Regions from separate parts of the Homo sapiens genome. Here region 2 is linked to region 1. A link is a contact called in ENCODE Hi-C or POLR2A ChIA-PET data. All regions are on one chromosome and are shown on one strand. Each heading gives the region's core, a stretch centred on a gene start or an enhancer-like site at or near the end of the contact. The rest is flanking DNA. Distances are from core to core; before and after follow the strand shown. Region 1 holds the start of CDKN2A-AS1 (CDKN2A antisense RNA 1). Region 2 has its middle 200 kb from the start of CDKN2B.

Evidence for each region. Hi-C counts contacts between places; a loop is a spot of excess contacts on that map. ChIA-PET counts read pairs that join two places held with the same protein, here RNA polymerase II (POLR2A). Pooled maps may share reads with other maps.
Region 2: a loop to region 1 is called in a pooled map of posterior vena cava, with 32 times the contacts of the local background. The contact joins the enhancer-like site here to the promoter of CDKN2A-AS1 in region 1. A Hi-C loop is called at or near these places in 2 of 50 pooled maps. POLR2A ChIA-PET finds 5 or more read pairs at or near these places in 3 of 52 experiments (BJ, activated T-cell and endothelial cell of umbilical vein).

Annotation. Positions count from the first base shown.
Region 1 is chr9:21,964,395-21,968,388 of GRCh38, reverse strand. CDKN2A-AS1 (CDKN2A antisense RNA 1) reads right to left here and starts at 1,250. Exons shown (of 1, transcript NR_024274.1): 1 at 635-1,250. It overlaps CDKN2A (cyclin dependent kinase inhibitor 2A), which reads left to right. Exons shown (of 3, transcript NM_000077.5): 3 at 147-637. The coding sequence ends at 160.
Region 2 is chr9:22,209,215-22,213,258 of GRCh38, reverse strand. No RefSeq gene overlaps it. Among named protein-coding and RNA genes, the nearest start is that of CDKN2B, 200 kb to the right of the region's middle. Within about 2 kb of position 1,403, at least 5 of the 41 ENCODE cell types and tissues checked have a DNase peak (open chromatin) inside an H3K27ac peak, as active enhancers do; they include endothelial cell of umbilical vein, where a contact is called at or near this core.

The DNA.
Region 1 (3,994 bases), core at 1-2,500:
GGCGGGTACATGCACGTGAAGCCATTGCGAGAACTTTATCCATAAGTATTTCAATGCCGGTAGGGACGGCAAGAGAGGAGGGCGGGATGTGCCACACATCTTTGACCTCAGGTTTCTAACGCCTGTTTTCTTTCTGCCCTCTGCAGACATCCCCGATTGAAAGAACCAGAGAGGCTCTGAGAAACCTCGGGAAACTTAGATCATCAGTCACCGAAGGTCCTACAGGGCCACAACTGCCCCCGCCACAACCCACCCCGCTTTCGTAGTTTTCATTTAGAAAATAGAGCTTTTAAAAATGTCCTGCCTTTTAACGTAGATATATGCCTTCCCCCACTACCGTAAATGTCCATTTATATCATTTTTTATATATTCTTATAAAAATGTAAAAAAGAAAAACACCGCTTCTGCCTTTTCACTGTGTTGGAGTTTTCTGGAGTGAGCACTCACGCCCTAAGCGCACATTCATGTGGGCATTTCTTGCGAGCCTCGCAGCCTCCGGAAGCTGTCGACTTCATGACAAGCATTTTGTGAACTAGGGAAGCTCAGGGGGGTTACTGGCTTCTCTTGAGTCACACTGCTAGCAAATGGCAGAACCAAAGCTCAAATAAAAATAAAATAATTTTCATTCATTCACTCATTTATTGTCAACATTTATTGAGCACCTATTACAACAATTTCATCGCATGGAAGACAGCATCGTTTCTGACACTGTTGTTTCATGTATCTCTTAGAAAAACGCTGCTATTAGACATCTAACACTATTTATCTTGAGGTGATAAAATATCAAAAGCCGTGTCTCAAGATCGATGAAATGCGGTTAAAATGATGAATAGAAACTCTAGGGGGACCTCATATCGATAGACTCGAGACTGGCACATCTGGAGATCCGTATTTATCCGGCTTCCCCTTCCAGATCACGCGAGGTTTGGGATATTTTGCTCACCAGGCCTCAGCCAGGTAACTGAATCCAGCCAACCCTGGCCCATAGTCTCGGAATCCGACTCGGCTCCCAGTCCCCGCCTCGGCGTTCTGAGACCCCCAGGCTGGGGTTCCAGAGGGCTGTGAGGTTGCGAATGACTGCTGCCAAACCGGAAGGAACTCTGCGGTTCTCTGCCACAGTGGGATTGTTGCAGGCACGCGGCTCAGACTTCACTGAGGTTGGGAGATGCTCCTGTCCACGCTGCCTCATCCCGTGCTGGAGCACTGCACCTCTATTTTTTTTTTTAGGGTACACGCCACATAACATAAAACTAAAAATTTTAAAGAGTAGAATTCAGTGGCATTTAGTACAATGTTATGCAACCATCACTCCTATCTAGCCCAAAACATTTTCGTCAACTGCATAGGAGGCCCCATTAAGCATACCTGTTAAACTCTTCTTGCCTCCAACTCCTGGCAACTACAAAACTCCTTTTGTCTCTATGGATTTACCTATTCTGAATATTTCTTATAAATGGGATCATACAATATGTGACCTTCCGTGTCTGGCTTCTTTCACCAAGTGTAGTGTTTTGGGGGTTCATTCCTGCTGCAGCATGTATCAGTACCTCATTTCATTTTATGGCTGAATCATATTCCATTGTATGAATATACTGGAAATTGCTCGTCTACTCATCCAGTGATGAACATCGAGTTGTTTTTTGGCTTAAAATTATTCATAGTGTTCTCATATAAATATAAATATGTAATTATTATTTTTATCCATATTTATTACATTATTTATATTTTTATATTTTTATTGTATTATAATAATTTTATAATATTATACTATGATAATATAACAGACTGACTCCTATGGTCTGTCAGTGTGCTCTTCCACTGGCGTGCTCCCTTCCGCTGGGGTGCCCCGCTCCACGTCCAGTTCCTCCGATGAGTTCCTCTGGACATAGAGCCGCTTGTGTGTCTGCCTGCTAGGGTCTCAGGGTTTTCATAGGCAAAGGATGGGGGCGTGGCGGGACAGGGTGGTCTTGGGATATGCAACATTTGGGCGTGAAGGAAGGAGTGCCTGTCCTCACCTAGGTCCAGTGGGCACAGGCCCAGGGGAGGGCCCTTACCAGGGACCCGCCTTTGTCTACCCAACACTTCCCTGCCCCTCTTCTCTATCATTGCGTTTCAGTTACCTTTGCCTTGGTTCAGCACTCACTTGGTTGCTGTAAAACTTTCTTACTGTTTCCCAGAGTTCCCACGAAGTCAATTCTGGCAGCTTTTGCTTATTTTTCTGTGTTTCTATATAGGAATGGGCCCTGCGAGCTCACTACTGTGCCACTTTTGCTATTATCTTTTGTTGTTGTTGTTGTTCAATTTGTTTTGTTTTAGGGCAGGATGGTCAAATGCTTATGATGTGCCAATTTCCTGCCTCCATATATCTCCTGTGCCTGGTACGCAGTGCCCATGCCCGGCATCCTCACTTTCTGGGCATCTGTCTGTCAACATTTCTCTGAAGCTCGCTAGCTCTACCACTCAGCTGTCCCCCTGAAAATTTTCTCCACCTTCCCCCGCAGCTGTAGGAAGCTCACCTTCCTCCTTACCCTTCCTCAACCCCACTCCTGTTCTCTCCCTTTTTCCCCCTTCCACCCCCATTTCCCCGACTTCTGCTGGGGGTGGGAGGGATAACCGATTCACAGACATTCCCCTCCCCCTCGCCGCTTCTCGGGAGATTGCTGGTTCGCAGTCCTACGCTCCACTCGCCAGCAGGCTCCGCTGTGGTGTGAGCACCTCCGGGAGCGCAAAGGCGTCCGCTTTGAGGCACTGGGCCTCGGGCCAGGCAGAGGCTATCTCCGGGACCCTTTTATGGAGATCTGCTGTTAAAGCCCACGCGTGTTTCCCGAGCACACTGAGCACACGCATACTGGGCCTGACGACTCCAGGGAGGGACCTGCTCCGGAACCGCGGACTAGACCCGGGTCCCAGAACTACCCGTGGAGGAGGCCGCAGTAACCTCCGAAGCAGGCTGAGAGACTCGGGTGGGCTTTCTCCAGTGAAAAAAAAGAAGCCAGAGGGGAAGGGTAGATGGAGCAGGAAAGAAGGACGGATTCTAAGCATGGCTGTTCGAGGCCCTGAGGCTGCAGAACTGACTGCGGGACTGCGGTTTGGAGGCGGGGACTTTCCAAAACCACGGACGAAAGAAACCTCCCAACCAACCGATTAAGCACGGGGGCTGTGGAGCAGAAGGGCAATAAAAGGCCCTGCCCACCGAAACCTGTAAAAGTTTCCTTTGTAAGCACGCGTCACGAGCGCGGGTGACGAGGCCCAGGCGCGCCCGGGTGCGGCGACCTCGGAGCCCGCGGGACGGGAGAGCAGCCCTTCCTTTGGCCGGGCCTCCAGCACCAAAACTGGCTGGGATCCTTCCTGGGGCCCACGCCAGTGCCACACCCCAAGTACTCTGGATGCAGGCCAGGTGGGAGGGTCTTCACCTCCACCTCCTTCCAGATCTCACGTGTCTCATTTACGTAATAAAGTTCAGGAAATAGCAGAAAACAACTTTTTTTTTTTTTTTTTTTTTTTTGAGACGGAGTCTTTCTCTGTCGCCCAGGCTGGAGTGCAGTGGTGCGATCTCGGCTCACTGCAACCTCCGCCTCCCGGGTGCAAGCGATTCTCCTGCCTCAGCCTCCTCAGTAGCTGAGATTACAGGCGCCCGCCACAACACCTTTTTAGTAGAGACGGATTTTCACCATTTTGGCCAGGCTGATCTCGAACTCCTGACCTCAAGTGGTCCGCCCTCCTCGACCTCCCAAAGTGTTGGGATTACAGGCCTTAGCCACCGTGCCGGTCCAGAAAAGCACATTTAAAAACTACAGATTGATATCCTTGTTGGGCATTGATGCTAAAATCCTTAACAAAATACTAGCTAACAGAATCCAACAACATATCAAAAAATAATCCACCATGACATGATCAAGTGGGTTTCATACCAGGAATGTAGGGATGATTTAACATATGTGATACACCACGAAAACAGAATTAAAAACAAAACATCACATGATCATCTCAATAG
Region 2 (4,044 bases), core at 154-2,653, 240 kb before region 1:
TATTTTTTGTTTTCTTTTATGAAACCATCTGCCTCTTAATCACTAAAATTGTGAAGTTTTACACAGTGGATAATTTCTTCAGGGTGGTGTCCCATTGCCCATTCAGCTCACTACATGTATTATTTAGTTAATATTTTTAAATCAATTAATATTTCATATGAATACATTTTTAATATCTACTCCATATAAATGGAAACCAATTTCACTTGCCAGAAATAAAACATAATAAAATGTAACTCTAAAAAGGAGTGTTATGAAGGGAGATGTTGCCTGCCCTGAGAAGAGCTAACATTTCACTAACACCACACTGAAACTTCCTGCTTGACATACTCAGAAAACTGAAAGGGAATTAAAAAGAGAGAATTTTCTCATTATGTGTTTTAATGCCATTTAATGCCTAATTCATGATCCACCTAACATCATTTCAAGGACCAAACAGTAGTCACTCTTTATTTTTTAAAAATAATTTAACTCTCCCATTTTGAAGATTAACTTGAAATTGTCCTCTATGAATACGTCTGTTGACAGTCACAAATCAGTCAGTCATATCATATGGATAACTATAATTGAACAGGGGTGTTAAATACCACCATTTCTTTTCTTAAATCTCTGTCTTATGGACTACTGATGCTGTAGACCACAAACTCGCTTCAGTTTCTGAAAGTAGTATGTTCGCCAGATCTAAATGGTCTCTATGGAATTTTTTTTGAGCCCTAGTACAGCGTCTGGCATATACTAAATACCCAACAAACTTGTATTTCTTCCTTCTTCCATTAACAATCAGCTCCTTTTCCTGATGAGATAGGAAAATATGTATTAATTACTGGAATTCCCTCTTAGGCTCTCTTGTTGTTACAAAGAAAAAGACTGTCAATTTTCACCCACTTCTTTTTTTTACCATTACAAATATTTAATCATAACCCACAATTACAGTATTAGTTATATTACCTAACAGGCCTCAAAAGGTTTGGCTTGGTCTTTGTGTTTTCATAAATGTCCACAACTCTATCCAGCTTACTGCATTGATTTGACATTAGGGAGCAGACTCCAAGGACAGAAGAAGACTCATTTAGCCAGTTGTTTATTCCCCATGAATTGCCTCAGCTAAACACCAGACCAGAGCTTCTGTGTGCACTAGGTCAAGCCATGAATATGCACAGGTCAAATAATTAAACTTGTATAATATTCCCAGAGATGTGAACATGAGAGGAATATTTATCACAATGGAAAGATCCTGCCGCAGATATTTCTTACCTAATGTTGAACTTTTATCAAAGAATTTTTTTTTCAACTAGCTGTTTCAAAAAAAAAAAAAAAGGCTAAACATACAGTGTCTCCTCTCCCCCTTCAGGATACAAACCACAGAATTCCGATGACTCACCCAAAAATAGCTTATGAATATGCCACAGGCGGAAGGGCATGCTGTTTAGTTCTTTAAAACTTCCTGCCAAACTGAAGAAACTGAACATACACAGATATTTGGGGACTAACTCTGAGGAATAATGAGAATTTAATCCCTTGTAGTCTTCAGGGTTAGCAACAGCTTGCCTGACATGTCCGGTTACATCCTGTTTGCTACACATGTGACTCCTCAAAAAAATAATAATATAATATTAATAGCACAATGTTTCATTGTTAAGATTGCTGTCACTGTGCTAATGGCTCCCCAGTATTTGCAGCCATAAGTAGACTAAGTCACTTCTTGGATGAATTCTAAATGAAAGGTTTTATGAAACAAACATATTGCCATTATGACTCTAAAATAAAAAGCCAGGATTCAATGTAAAGAATTTGACGGCAGCATAAGCCCCTAAAAAGGAAAGACAGTAAAGCATAGTGATTGAAATCTTGGCGGTGATTCCCAGTTCTTACACCGATTATGTCACCTTTAGCAGTTACTTGAACTCTCTAAGTTCTAATTTTCCCATATGTAACATAAGGATGATAATAATTCTATCTATGTCTAGGGTTCTTGTGAGGACTAAATAAAGGCATGTAAGCATACAAGGAATACTGCTCAGAAAATAAATTATCCCATGCATTCTCCTTCTCATAAATGAATCTGAAAACCAAAACCATTAGGTGACCTAAGAAAGATCACACACCTCATCAGTGCAGTGCCAAGACGGGTCAGTATAATGCTGTGGTTAAAAACATGGGCTCTGGAACAAGTCCATCCCGAGTTTAAATCTCAGTTTTTCTACTTGCTAGCTGTATAAACTTGGGCAAGTCACTTAACTTTTCTGTCTCTCAATTTTCTCATCTACAAAAGTCAAATAATAATAGTACTTCTCTCACCAGGTTATTATGACAACTTAAAAACGTAATACATGCAACTGCCACATAACAATCAAAAAAATACGATCGATTACACTAACATTGGGAATATCTGGTTCTTCCAAAAGCAAAGGTTAATGTAAAATATATGTCAACAATGCCAGACTTTTTAAACTTTATCTATAAAAACAGCCCTCACTTAAAAATAAACAACTTAAAAATTGGATATAGTTTAATAGTGACCAGAATATTTGCAGATGTCTTCTCAGATGAAGGTACACGTCTTCAATCATGGCTATGTGTCGTATTTTTCTTTTCCTATGAGGGAAAGATAGAAGACAAGCCATTCAAAAACATTTCAAACAACAACCCCAATTGCTGAAAAGTCACTTTGCAGTTTGAAAAGAATACTAACATTCAGCTGCTCTTGACATTTACAAGGAAATGTAAAGCAATGGAAAGGGCACCACACTCCCCTTTCCAGTTCAGGTTCTGCCACTTGGCCAGTCATAATGAAATTACTTGACCTCTGAGTCACCATCTACAAAATAGGGCATTTAACGATGTCTGCCTTATTACAGTTACTACACAGAACAAGTGTGTGCCATGTTTCATGAAATTTAAGATATTGTATTCATGTTGAAGACATAATATTATGCTATTTTAACTAATATATTCAAAACTATTCTGAAACAGTTAAAGGTCAGAAAACTACTTTTGTTCTTTGCTTATTACATATTCACAGGACATAGAGACTCTCATCTTAAGAAATAGTGAAGAAAAGAAACAGGAGAAAATCTTCAAATCCCAGAGGAAAAAAATTGTTTTAAACTTATCACCCTTGACAGGTGATAAAGAGGCATGCAAGACTACACTTTTTTTTTTCTTTTTTTGAGATGGAGTCTCATTTTGTCGCCCAGGCTGGAGTGTAGTGGCACAGTCTAGGCTCACTACAAGCTCCGCCTCCCGGGTTCACACCATTCTCCTGCCTCAGCCTCCCGAGTAGCTGGGACTACAGGTGCCCACCACCATGCCCGGCTAATTTTTTGTATTTTTAGTAGAGACGGGGTTTCACCGTGTTAGCCAGGATGGTTTTGATCTCCTGACCTCGTGACCCACCCACCTTGGCCTACCAAAGTGCTGGGATTACAGGCGTGAGCCACCGCGCCGGCCAAGACTATACATTTTTATATCTCTTGACAAGAATTAACACAGAGTCCCTCACATAGTAAGTGCTTAAGGCATATTTGTTAAAGGAGTAGATGGGACATAAATAAAATTTTAGGAACCAATTTACAATGGACACCACTATAACCCTATTCCAACCCTATTAAGACCTAATTTGAAAGTCACAGATCTAGACCCAGCCATCGATGGCCTAATAGAATTATGTGGCTATAACTGCCAGTACCTCCAAAAAAAGGTTAAAAAGTGGCATAGATAAAAAAGGTCTCCCCATCCCATGATTTTTCTTCCAGGAATAGACTAGACTTTGCCTTTGCATTGTCTGAAATCCTGCAAGTCAGTTGCAATCCCAAATTGTAACCAAATGGTCAACAAACCCTAGAAACCACATTTCCTACCCTCAATAGATAGGATTTCCAAAATGAAAGTGAAAGTATTCAATGGTCTTTGTACTTCATATGTAACATGAAGCACCAGAAGACACAAATGGGAATGTTTAGTGATGTGGGGGTTGGATGGGGGCTTGAATAGATCATGACCCCTCAGGACCCCTCCCACCTTCCAGGAGAGAACTTGCGGACC